Regions from separate parts of the Homo sapiens genome. Here all the other regions are linked to region 2. A link is a contact called in ENCODE Hi-C or POLR2A ChIA-PET data. All regions are on one chromosome and are shown on one strand. Each heading gives the region's core, a stretch centred on a gene start or an enhancer-like site at or near the end of the contact. The rest is flanking DNA. Distances are from core to core; before and after follow the strand shown. Region 1 holds the start of ACADM (acyl-CoA dehydrogenase medium chain). Region 2 holds the start of CTBS (chitobiase). Region 3 holds the start of USP33 (ubiquitin specific peptidase 33).

Evidence for each region. Hi-C counts contacts between places; a loop is a spot of excess contacts on that map. ChIA-PET counts read pairs that join two places held with the same protein, here RNA polymerase II (POLR2A). Pooled maps may share reads with other maps.
Region 1: a pooled map shows a loop between it and region 2 (6-fold over the local background). The contact joins the promoter of ACADM here to the promoter of CTBS in region 2. A Hi-C loop is called at or near these places in 3 of 50 pooled maps. POLR2A ChIA-PET finds 5 or more read pairs at or near these places in 2 of 52 experiments (OCI-LY7 and activated B cell).
Region 3: a pooled map shows a loop between it and region 2 (9-fold over the local background). The contact joins the promoter of USP33 here to the promoter of CTBS in region 2. A Hi-C loop is called at or near these places in 2 of 50 pooled maps.

The regions. Positions count from the first base shown.
Region 1 is chr1:75,723,327-75,727,589 of GRCh38, reverse strand. ACADM (acyl-CoA dehydrogenase medium chain) reads right to left here and starts at 2,881. Exons shown (of 12, transcript NM_000016.6): 1 at 2,773-2,881. The coding sequence starts at 2,802. It also overlaps a transcript of SLC44A5 not described here. RefSeq lists enhancers at 2,666-2,755, 3,406-3,495 and silencers at 2,886-2,935, 2,986-3,035.
Region 2 is chr1:84,572,226-84,576,208 of GRCh38, reverse strand. It overlaps CTBS (chitobiase), which reads left to right and starts at 1,769. Exons shown (of 7, transcript NM_004388.3): 1 at 1,769-1,970. The coding sequence starts at 1,794. RefSeq lists a silencer at 1,637-1,756 and enhancers at 1,917-2,206, 2,317-2,416, 3,130-3,179.
Region 3 is chr1:77,758,226-77,762,353 of GRCh38, reverse strand. USP33 (ubiquitin specific peptidase 33) reads left to right here and starts at 2,502. Exons shown (of 24, transcript NM_201624.3): 1 at 2,502-2,711. RefSeq lists a silencer at 2,313-2,592.

The sequences.
Region 1 (4,263 bases), core at 1,632-4,131, 8.8 Mb after region 2:
CATATATTATTGTTTTGCAACCCATTTTTATATTCATGACAGTTTAATGGATACAAAAGTAAAAATTTGCATTTATTAAAGCTGCCAAACTGGGAACCACAATGGTGTTCTTGAGTAAAGGTTTCAGGACAGTCAAAATTACACAATTTTCACTGTAAAAGATTTTAATTGAACTATCCAGCAATTTTAACAAGCTTAGATACTAAGAGAAAAGAGCAGCTGAAGAATATACTAAAGTTTCTTTATTTAAATTCTTATGTTTTTCAAAATCCGTAAAAAGAAACTGTCTTTGTAGATGACAATTTCAACTTATAAAAGACGAATTCCTACATGTAAGGTGACAATATAATTAAGAGTGTCAAATATTTGTAATTGAAACAGTGCTTTCCAAATAACATACCTCATACTACAGTAATAAAAACATACAGAGTATGAAAACTCGCATTTTCTTTGCATCTTCATTAATTTTATTTTGAAAGTGAAACAGTGCCAGGTGGGGTGGCTCATGCGTGTAATCCCAGCACTTTGGGAGGCTGAGGTGGGCGGATCACGAGGTCAGGGGTTTGAGACCAGCCTGACCAACATGGTGAAACCCCATTTCTACTAAAAATACAAAAATTAGCCAGGTGTGGTGGCACGCACCTGTAGTCCCAGCTACTCGGGACGCTGAGGCAGGAGAATCGCTTGAACCCGGAAGGCGGAGGTTGCAGTGAGCCTAGACTGCACCATTGCATTCCAGCCTGGGTGACAGAGCAAGACTCCGTCTCAAAAAAAAAAAAAAAAAAAAAAGTGAAACAGTTTCTCTGGTGCTTATTGTCCAGCAGTCACAGACCAAATCTACTCTGATTTACAGTCGCGTTACACAGGTTAATTCACTGAATCCCAGGTCAAGTCTAGGATTAAGCCATTACTTTTATTCCACTTTCGCATGTGAAGAAACGAAGGCTCAGAAAGTCAACTAAATTAGGCAAAGTCACTCTACTATTAGTGCAACCAGGATTCTAACATTTACTATCAAGAGCGCATGCTATTAACCACCTTGCTATACTGATCTTTCTGTTAGTATCCTAATTGGTCACTAGGTTCCATAACAAAGGAAAACATTCCACAAAAATCAGAACAAAAAACCTGACTCTATTATAAATGCGTTTTTAAATACCATGCACAAAAGTCAGAACTCAAACCAGGTTAAATGGTCTACTGAGGGACTTTTTTTTTTTTTTGACAGAGTCTCCCTCTGTCACCCAGGCTAGAGTGCGGTGGAGAGATCTCCGCTCACTGCAGACTCAGCCTCCTGGGATTACAGGCATATGCTACCATGCCCAGCTAATTTTTCCTATTTTTAGTAAAGACAGGGTTTCCCTGCTTTGGCCAGGCTGGTCTCGAACTCCTGGCCTTAAGTGATCAACCCGCCGAGGCCTCCCAAGGTGCTAGGATCACAACCGTGAGCCGCCGCACCTGGCCAACCGAGGGAATTTAAATAGGGAAAAAGTCACTTCACATGTGACTGTTCAGGAAAATATGTTACATAGAACAAAGTGCAAAGGTTGCTATTACCAGAATACAATGCCCATCAACCTGTTAATTACATAACAAAGTTAGCCAGTTAATTAGAGAGGTGGTTTGCAAATAGAAAACAGAAACAGCACGGGATCTGGAGTTATAATTGCTGAATGTGAATCTAGGTTCCACAACCATATTTGTGGCCGTAGACAGGTTTACAAACTGCTTATAGCTTCCGTTCAAAACCAAAAAATGGGACTAATCTCACTGCGTATTTTCGGACGATTAAAGTACGATAATGTTTTGAAAGCCTAATGCTATATAACTATTGGTTTTATTACTTCGGGCTCTCTGTCTAGAACAATGAAATTCCAAATATCGAAACAGCACCACTAGAATTGAACACTTTTGTGCATTTCTTGGGAATATAAGAGTGTCAGTTTTATGGGTTAAAGAAGAGAAAAAGGGTGTAAGTTTTCTATATCAGGTTTTTTTTAGATCCTTCCTTGGAGGTTGAGAAATCTGCTTTTCTGGTGTAGGAGTTAAAAATAGCTGAAATCTCCCAATTTCTGCCTTCACTGCACATTAACTTGCATAACACCAGCAAAACATGGGCAGCAATTCTTTAGGATTATTCTAAAACCGCAGCTTTTTTGGTCCAAGACATAACTTTAACTTAATTTTAAGTGACATCTAAATGGCAGTGGTGTGAACATATCAAGAATATTTAAGATACCAAAATTCATCTAGTGACAAACTTATTTAGAATCTATTAAGATCCAATACTAGAATATACACACAAGTTCACATAAAATTCTGCAGGTTTTTTTTTTACTTTTTTTTTTCCCGTAAGCAACGTGGAAACGTTACAACGAAAAGCTTATTAAACATTAAGTATTTCAAGGAGTAGCTGCTCCATTTTTCTTTTTCCCGTGGTTCTGACACAGAGACGGGGTCACTTTGGAAAAAGGTGGGATTCCCGCGGTAAATATTTGGAGGGTTTACCAGAGAAAGAAAAACGATATTCTAAAGAGAGGATGCCGGCTATAACGGGGTCGCCTGACGGGAGGATACGGAAAATGAAACGCTAGGCTACGTTCCGTCCGGTGGTAGGAGGCGTGAAAGCAGGTTGGGGGCCCCTAGGCTGGCTCCTTCCTCAGCCCGACTTCCCACTCCTCCCGGCCGCACCTATTTTTGGCCCAGGGCCCCCTGCTCCGACACCACAATACCCATGTTCCAGCCCCACCGCACCGCTGGGCTCCCTCTCACCCTGCAGCATCGCCCGAACCCCGCTGCCATGTTGGCTCCCGTTCCGGCCACTCGGACAATAATACACGGGTCACGGCCTTGACATACTCCCCGAACGCGGGACTCCTCTGGTCCCGCCCACTGGAGCCCGTGGGCGGGATGGGGCGGGGCGGGAAGAGGCGGTTGGGCTGCGGAAGGACGGGGCGCTGCGCTAGGCGGGGTGGCAGCGGTCCCCGGCGCCGGGTAGCCAACGCATGCTCCGTGACCCTTGCGTGCGCCGTCGCTGCGACCTGGGGAGGGGTCGCATCCCCTCTCCGGGCAATCTCTGATAGTCCTGGTTTGGTTTTCTGCGTTTCCACCTCTGGCCCTCTCTGTGGGACGCCGAGGCTGACCGCAGCGCGGAAAGAGAGCCAGGGCGGGGGAGGGGGACGGCGGCGGGGCTGGGAGGGCCCGGTTGCGCTGAACGGTGGGGGGACTTGCGGCGCGGTGCAGGACGGGAACCTGGGTTAGAGGGCGTGGCTGGGGCCTGGAGGGAGAGCGGCCCCCGTGGTCAGCCTTCACCTTTACCCGGAGAGAACGGTCAAACCCAGATCGTGTCTGCTTGGCGGATTCAAAGTATTAGTACATTTTGCTCTCAAATGCCCTACCTAAAGCGAAAGCATACTTGTGTTTCCTTAAAATTTAAAAGAGAATTTAATTGTTTAGGTAAATTTGACCTTTCCGCGTATTCCCAAGGCTGTTTATGACTTGTCCGCTGATGTGGTGTCCTTGGATATGCGGGTGCAATCCGAGGCTGTCCAAAGCTCCTGGTTCAGCGAATGATGGAAGTGAATGTCTCCCTGAGGAATTCTACCTGGAGTCACTTTCTCTTCCAGTGAGACCCTGAGTTTTGAGATGGTAGCTTATACTAAATCTTATACTAACTTAACATTTTCTTTTGCCCAATAAAGGTCACCCATAAATTCATCTAATTTAGCTGTTAAAATTCTATATCCTGTTATTGTATTCCCCTACTTTGTCTTCTGGGAATTTATAGTGTGTTAGTCCTAGGTACAAGGCAGAATGTTAATTAAGCGCTATATTCAAAGTGAAAGTACCAGGAAAATTCGGAAAAGGGATAAAGAGCTGAGTTTGTCCTGGTATAGGCAAGAAAGCCTTCAAAGTGGTGGTGGTAAGTAAAACACAAAGCGGACTCTTAAAGATGATTAGGAATTGTCTATTCATGTCTCCTTTGTTCCAATTTCTTATTCTGAACATTTTAAACACAGAAAAGATGAACGAAAAGCACAAAATCACCCATATGCCTATTGTAACCCCTTCTTACTGTACACGTGGCTGGCAGAGAAGCGAAGATGGAGCCCTCATCTTAAACATGTCTAGTCGGTAGTTCCTGCCACCATTCACCCAAGCAAGCTACCCCCTTGTTTGTCTGTGCCTGCAGCTCGACTTCACAGGCTGCTCTTAGAAAAGGATTTGGGGCTGCTTTTCATTAAAAAGAAAAGCCTTACTGAT
Region 2 (3,983 bases), core at 520-3,019:
CCTGCCAAAGTTATGCAATTGCAGGTGTGAGCCACAGTGCCTGGCCTAGCTTTTCATTCTGAAAACGCGTGTTCTTCAGTCCTGGAGCCTTGATAATTACTTATTTCTTTTCTTTTCTTTTTTTTTTTTTTTTTTGGAGACAGAGTCTCACTCTGTTGCTGAGGCTGGAGTGCAGTGGTGTGATCTCTGCAACCTCCACCTCCCAGGTTCAAGCGATTCTCCTGCCTCAGCCTTCCGAGTAGCTGGGATTACAGGTGTCTGCCACCATGCCCAGATAATTTTTGTATTTTTAGTAGAGATGGGGTTTCACAATGTTGGCCAGGCTGGTCTCAAACTCCTGAGCTCAAGTGATCTGCCCACCTCGGCCTCCCACAGTGCCGGGATTACAAGCATGAACCACTGTGCCCAGCCCAAATTACTTATTTCTTCTTATTTGTACTACGCTGCTTCTCAAGCACCTTTAAGAATTATTTATTTCATCCCCTCTGTACTGCGTTTTCCAATTTTCTTATCTTTCAGAGTTTTTGCTCTACATTCCTCAGTGTTATCTTCTACTAATAGTTTTTTCACTTCTTTCTTATTTCTATTAACTTTTAAAAATCCCCTACCCCTTTTATTGCACCCTGTTGTGGCTTCATCTTCTCTTATTTTTCTGGGGCTATTATGAGAATTTTTAAAAGTGTTCTCCCTGCAGCATCTGCTTCCTCCATATTCCTTTGTCTGTTGTTTGGGTCCCTTCTTTCTACATTATTGGATTTTTTTGGTTGCTGTCCATGATTAAAAGTAAAAATTAAAAAGTACAAAGAGAGGAAGCTCCAAGTAGATAGCTGGTGCTTTTAACTTTGAATTTCACTGTAGGGTGATCTGGGTGTATGATTTGTCCAGAAAACCCGATGTCAGTATCTTTGCTCAGCCTCTTAGGTTAATCAGATAGCGAGGGGTTTCAGTTTTCAGTAGGCATAAAGCCACTTATTCTCCGTTTTAGGTGGAATACCCACTCAGCAGAGAATTTATCCCCTTCAGGGAATTCAGCCGGGGTGGGAGCCCGTGGTGGGAAAGAGGGGCAGCTGCCCAGAGACATGAAGCTGGAAAAAGGATCTAGCGATCAGAGTCCTTGAGCAGCCTTTGACTAATCTCCCCCTTTTCCGATTTACCTCTCATACTCATACTTGTGCTCTCCAGCTTCCAACATTTTGTTGCTGTTATCTCTTTGTCCTTGTGTTTAGGTTGTTAAACTTGATTTTTAACAGGAGAGTAGGCAAAATTAGATGCTTGAATTCAAACCACGATCTTAACTAAGACCTGATATCCGTAAGTAAAAATTTTTGGTATTCCAGCTTTCTTTTGAGTAGCAAAAGAAAAACAAAGTCTTTTGGCCACTCCAACCATGTTACTCAGTAGGCCCTTCCAAAGACACCCACTTCTCCATTTTGGGGATCCCCTTGTACCTTCAGACTCCACAAGGAGTACACGACCAGCCACGACAAAACGAGATGCAGACTATTGGGAGGACTATAAACGGTAGGGGTGATACCCATTTGAGTCCACGAACGGCCCTCTCGGCGCCGCAGACACTGGCTGTCCCCCGAGACGCTCCAGCAGCCACTTAACTTCACCCACCTGTAGCGCCCGGGGACGCTCGAAGCCCGACCTCCCACGCCCGCCCCGGAGCCCCGCCCCTCCCGCCCCTCCCCGCCCTTCCCGACTCTCCCCGCCCCTTCCTGCCCCGACGCGCAGCAGGCCCCGCCCACCCAGGCGGTAGGAACCCACTCCGGCCCGCTAGACCTGCTGCTATGTCCCGGCCGCAGCTTCGACGCTGGCGCCTCGTCTCTAGCCCGCCGAGCGGCGTCCCGGGTCTAGCGCTGCTGGCGCTGCTGGCGCTGCTGGCGCTGCGGCTCGCGGCCGGGACCGACTGCCCATGCCCGGAGCCTGAGCTCTGCCGCCCGATTCGCCACCATCCAGATTTCGAGGTCAGCGCCTTCCTCTGCTCCTCTAGGTCTGGGCTTCAGGGCACGAAGAGAAGTTAGGGTAGAACGGAGCCCTAAGGAGAGGTGCCGTGGGCGCCGAAACCAGCTTTGACCACTCGATGAGGGCCTTCCTGTTTACGGATCCTTCAATTTATAGATGAGGAAGCTCGGGCTCAGAGAAGTTGAGTAACTCCTCAGGCCTCACAGCCTGTAAGTGCCTGCGTAGGCAGGCGAGAGTTCAAACCAGATCTGCCTCCTAAGGCAAGCTCCTTTCATTCCCCTGCTGTGCCTCTGCGGAAGCACTCTGGGTGTAAAAAGCAAACAAGGTAGGATAATCCATTTATGTTTCCAAGGAACGAGGATTTCGTTTGAAAGAATCTCAGCACTCCAACAGTACATTAGAATGCAGAGTATTTTGCTTACCTTTAGTTTTCTATACCTGCTAGCCCTTTCCTTTAAAGTACCTCAAAACCACCCATGAAGAGTGGTAAAAAAAATAGCTTTCAGTACATTTTCCTTCTATCTACATAACAATTTGTAAGGCTTCTGGCAACTTTAATCAAACACCTTCTGGAGCAATATTAAAACCACCTGACTGCCCACTTCGATGACTGAAAGCAGGAATTGGATGACATCAGGAAGGTCCAAAGGCTTAATTCAAAGAACGATTCTTTTGTAGAAATAGGCATGATTCCTAGTTCTTAATCTAGTACATTAATCTGAGGCAGAACACTTAGATGCCAGTAAAAAAGTATATATACATGACTTAGGAGAAGAAATAAAAATGGTGAAAGTGTTTATGGAGAACCTGCCTAGTGTGGAAACCTAACATCTTATTAAAAGAAAGACTTCAGACAAAGTAGGATAACCTTTTTTATTTGAGCAAAGAACAACTTATGAATCGGCAGTACTTAAACCAGAAGGGGTTCAGAGAGGTCTGCTTTAGTAGCATGGGCTTTTATAGGCCGAACAGGGAAGCAAAGGAAAATAATTACTTGGTTGGCTATGACTGTTTGCCTTATTTAGCTATGACTTGGTGGAAAATTACTAGTTAGAGGTTAGTTGGCAGTTTCTGATAGGTTAAGCTTAAGTTTCCTTTCACTGTTGACCTTGGGCTGGAGTTTGCTTAAGCAGGAAATCCAAGGCAGTTGGAGCTGTTTCAGCATAATGGCCTCCCAATTAAAATGTTTTATACAATCTGAGGCCCAGCGCGGTGGTAGAGGCAGTGGGGACAGTAGCTGTAAAAGTTCAACCAGACATTTCTTAATTTTCTCAATCTCTTTTTGAGATTGAGAAGCACTTTGTGAGGCCAAGGTGGGTGGATCACTTGAGGTCAGGAATTCGAGAACAGCCTGGCCAACATGGTGAAACCCCGTCTCTACTAAAAATACAAAAATTAGCTGGGCGTGGTGGCGGGCACATGTAATCCGAACTACTTGGGAGGCTGAGGCAGGAGAACCGCTTGAACCTGGGAGGCGGAGCGGGAGGCGGAAGGTTGCAGTTAGCCAAGATCACGCCACTGCACTCCAGCCTGGGCGACAGAGCAAGACTATGTCTCAAAAAAGAGAAAAAAAAAAAACCTGAAAGATTTACTGTAGTACCCAATACTTAGTGGGTTAGGCAATATCTGTGGGCACTTTGAAAACCAACTATTCAAAGAAGCAAAATTATGCTTATTTGTATCTTCATGGTAAATGGTCTTTTTCTCTACTGGCGTTTTCTATGTTTTTCAAACACAAAAACTAGACTACATGGCATTTTCCCCTTATATTTTCAATTAGTTCACCCAGCTTTTTTTTTTTTTAAGGATATCTGTTATATCACAGGCTCTTAGTATTTTTTAAACAAATAGAATCTTAATTATCAGAACTAAAATAGAAGTTTTGATAGAAATATGAGTCAGAAAACAATGGGCCACTTAATTTCACATTATGAATTTTTATTATTTCAGTAGGCAATTGCTTAGCAGAAAAAATGAGTTATGCATAATTAATTCTGAAAAGTTAAAAAAAATTA
Region 3 (4,128 bases), core at 1,253-3,752, 6.8 Mb after region 2:
TTCATTAGAAGAGACTTCAGTACCTGGCCTGATGCACAACTCTAAGTCATACTATTTACATTATATTCTCCATGAACGGCACCTCTAGAATTCTGTTCCAGAATCAGTATGACTCAGCTGGGTGTCCACACACCCTCTAGAATTCTACTCCAGAATCAGTGACTCAGCTGGGTGTCCACACTTTGGAATGTATAATCTATTCTCTCAAGGGGAAGTTGATTGATTTATTTCCTAATGATAGTGTTCTTCCTTATAAGCCATTATAAGCCATCAGGAGATATTGTTTGAAGAAAAGTAAAAGATAAGCAATCTGGACTGTGGGATGAAAGGATAAACACCCAAGGGTGGGAGGCAGGAATTCACGGAAGTTAAAAGTGGGAGAGGTATTACATTATATTCTATCAGAGTGAGTTTGTTTTGTGAGAACTTGTCCACTGCAAGGACTTCACTTGGTGTCCACCTGAGAAGTACTTGCCTACTATTATCTACGCACTAGTCTCAAACTCCCGATCTCAGGTGATCTGCCCTGCTGGGCCTCCCAAAGTGCTGGGATTACAGGCATGAGCCACCGCACCTGGTGATCTTGAACAGCCTTGTCAGTTGTCTTCCTTGCATTGACACTGCCCTAGAACTCCTCCAGGACAGGTAAGCCCAGAGAGAACCTTGGTTACTAAGCAGGATGGTGGTGGGACTTGGAGGCTGAATTGAATTTGCTAGGACACTGTAAGAACAGAATACCCCTGATACATTTTCAATAGAAGAATTTCTGGGGAAGTGACTTTTGTCTATTTTTCTATTTGGTCGCCTGTTTTTTTAAAAATTGATTTCTGGAAATACATATGGAGTTGAGCCCCTTTTCAATTATATGTATTTCAAATAAATTCTATTTGCTGGCCTAACTTTTCTTCTCTCTCTGTCTCTCTTCTTTTTTTTTCTTCTGTAGATCTCCTCTGTGGACAGCTTTTTTTTTTTTTTTTTTTTTTTTTGAGACAGGGTCCTCCTCTGTTGCCCAGGCTGGAGTTCAGTGGCTCTATCTTGGCTCACTGCAACCTCTGCCTCCTGGGTTCAAGTAATTCTCCTGCCTCAGCCTCCTGAGTGGCTGGGATTACAGGCACGCGCCACCACACCTGGCTAATTTTTGTATTTTTCGTAGAGATGGGGGTTTCACCATGTTGGTCAGGCTGGTCTTGAACTCCTGACCTCAGGTAATCCACCCGCCTTGGCCTCCCAAAATGCTGGGATTACAGGTGTGAGGCTCTGTGCCCGGCTGGAGACAACTTTTCATCTCCTAACGGCATCTTTTTTTTTTTTTCCCAGAGAATATCTCACTTTGTCACCCAGGCTGAAGTGCAGTGGCACAATCATGGCTCACTGCAACCTCAAACTCCTGGTCTCAAGTGATCCTCCACTCTTAGCCTCTTGAGTAGCTGGGACTACAGGTGCCTGTCACCATGCCTGGCGAATTTTTGTATTTTTAGTAGAAATGGGGTTTCGCCATGTTGCCCAGGCTAGTCTCGAACTCAAGTGATTCACCCGCCTCGGCCTCCCAAAGTGCTGGGATTACAGGCATGAACCATGGCGCCTGCCTGTGAAACTTCTATTCTGTGAAATTTCTATTCTCCTCAGTGAACCGAGGATAGGCAATCATTTGTGGTGCAAATTGAGGCCTGAGTGTCAATCCCTACCTAGAATTTTGTATCATGGTTAATTTATTTCATTTTTACCATAAAAATAAGTAGAAGCTTTTATATTTTCTACCTATTCCAATGGAGACTGAGCATCTTGCATGATACTTTGGTACATGCTCCCATTTTGGAGACCAAAAAGTCAGATGTCATGAGACAGATTGAAACTGGCAATTTTAACAATTTTTTATTAATATAACCTTTTTTATTCATAGATTTGAACCTCAATCGAGTGCATTTTAACAGTTACATAATTAGAAGGCAGGACTCCTTCCATGCTCCAGGCATTAAGCAGATACTAAGGTTTCAATAAATATTTGATTTGATCCTCTTGATTTTAGCCTAAGGAGAAAATGGTGAGATAAATTTCTTCTTTGCATAGGTGGAAAAGGGAAACATAATTGCTTTCAGAGAATCTAGGTCCTAAGAAGTTGGGGGAAGAAAGATGAAAGGAGGAAATACAATGTTGAATTGGGATAAGTTAAGTCTAATATTTCTTTGCTCAAGTTTGGAAACCTGAGGCCCTTCAGTGGCCAGCCTTAATGCAGTTTTTGTAATGCATCGAGACAAGACCTTATAATGGTCGTAGTGTGTGACTGTGAAAGAGAAGGAGAAAACATGTGAAAAACGAAAAAAAAAAAGCTCACAGCCTCAAACTGCTGCACATACCCTGTACAGTTAGTTTGCAGTCAGAGTAGGGAGCCGGCCTGGGTCCCCGCACCTGGGCCTGGCTCCCGTGGCCCCGCCCCTGGGGCGGGCTCCCATCGAGGCTCCGCCCCCACCTCCCCTATCGCCGGAGACGCCTGCGGCGGCCCCGGAGACACCGGAAGGAGCCGCGGCTGCTGCGGGAAGTGGCCAGTTCAGGAGGCGGACCCCCCGAGGGCAGCGCTGCGGGGCCGTTTTCCGGCCCTCCTGACGCGACACTGCCCCTCTCCGAGAGCTGAGAAGGAAAAGAGGAGCTTGCGGAGGTGCGGCTGCAGGCCGTTGTTGGTCGAGCTGGCGGGTCCCGCGGGCCAGGCCGTGGAGGTGAGCGCGGCGCTGCTGGGAGGGGCGCGGGGCCCAAGGGCGTTTCGCTCGCGTCCGGGGTCCGGTCTCTGTTCTCGCTTCCGCGCGCTGGGGTTGCGGCCGCTGCAGCAGCCTCTTTTTCTTGGTCCTGGGTGGCGGCGGGTTCGCGGGCGGGAAGAAGGCCTTGGCCCCTCGGTGCTCTGCGTTGCAGAGATAATCTAGTGGTCGCCCTGTCAACGGTCGGTGGAGGATGGGAACCGGTCGTTGATTTGAGGAAGGGTCCTCAGGGGTTCTTCCCTGGAAGCGGGAGGTGCAGGTGAGCCCGAGAAGCGGGGGCTCTGCTCCCTTCCTCGGTCTCCCCACTCAGGCTTGCCAGTCCCTCTCAGTGGGTGACTGAAAGCCCTGCAGCGCGCCGGCTCCTGGGTTCTGGTTTCGCTTTTCGGCGCTGTTGAGGGGGCCGGCCCCGTTGTTTGTTGTTGTGAACGGAAAAACCGAGGTGTCATCGTCCCTGGAATTTTTCTTCGACCAATGTTTGATCTTGACTGAGAGGTTACCCCTTACCTTCTGTCCATCTGCAGCCTTTGTTTGGATGAAAGATCCATAGTGTGTGGTTTCCCAGACCTTTACTTATATTTCTCGTATACAAAACGCTCTTCATTTGAATATTTACAGGGTTTTACGTTGAGCTCTTGGACGATGAGATTTTCCTGGGTGTTTTGCACTCAAGTACCGTTGGAGTTTACATTCTCATAGAATCAGTATTAGGCCTGGAAAATTGAGCCAGAGGGTGAAATTCTGGCAGGAGCATAGACTTAAATTGAAGGTGAATTTTACCGTAACGATCTCTAGGCCTTTTGCTTAATAACTATGTGGATGTAGAGAATTTTTAAGTTTAATCAGATTATTTTTCCTTTAAGAAAAACGTGTTACAAAAAGTAACAAGGCCGTCCTAGTTCCGTTTTTCCTACTGTCTTATTTGGAAAGGTCTGACCAAGTCACATTATCGTCATAGGCTATTTGATTTGAGCATAATACAAATATTGTTAGTGAATTCATACTATTATAAATAAGAGAGAAAATAGGAATCTTAAAGACAATGCTAGTTTTATGAAAAAATAATAGAAATAGTTACACAATGCTAGGAGCTTTGTATTATTTCATTACTTTGGCAGGATTGAAAGAAAGGTCAGGGCTGGGCACGGTGGCTCACGCCTGTAATCCCAGCACTCTGGGAGGCCGACGATCACGAGGTCAGGAGATCGAGACCATCCTGGGTAATACGGTGAAACCCCGTCTGTACTAAAAATTACAAAAAATTAGCCGGGCATGGTGGCAGGTGCCTGTAGTCCCAGCTACTTGGGAGGCTGAGGCAGGAGAATGGCGTGAATCCGGGAGGCAGAGCTTGCAATGAGCCGAGATCATGCCACTGCACTCCAGC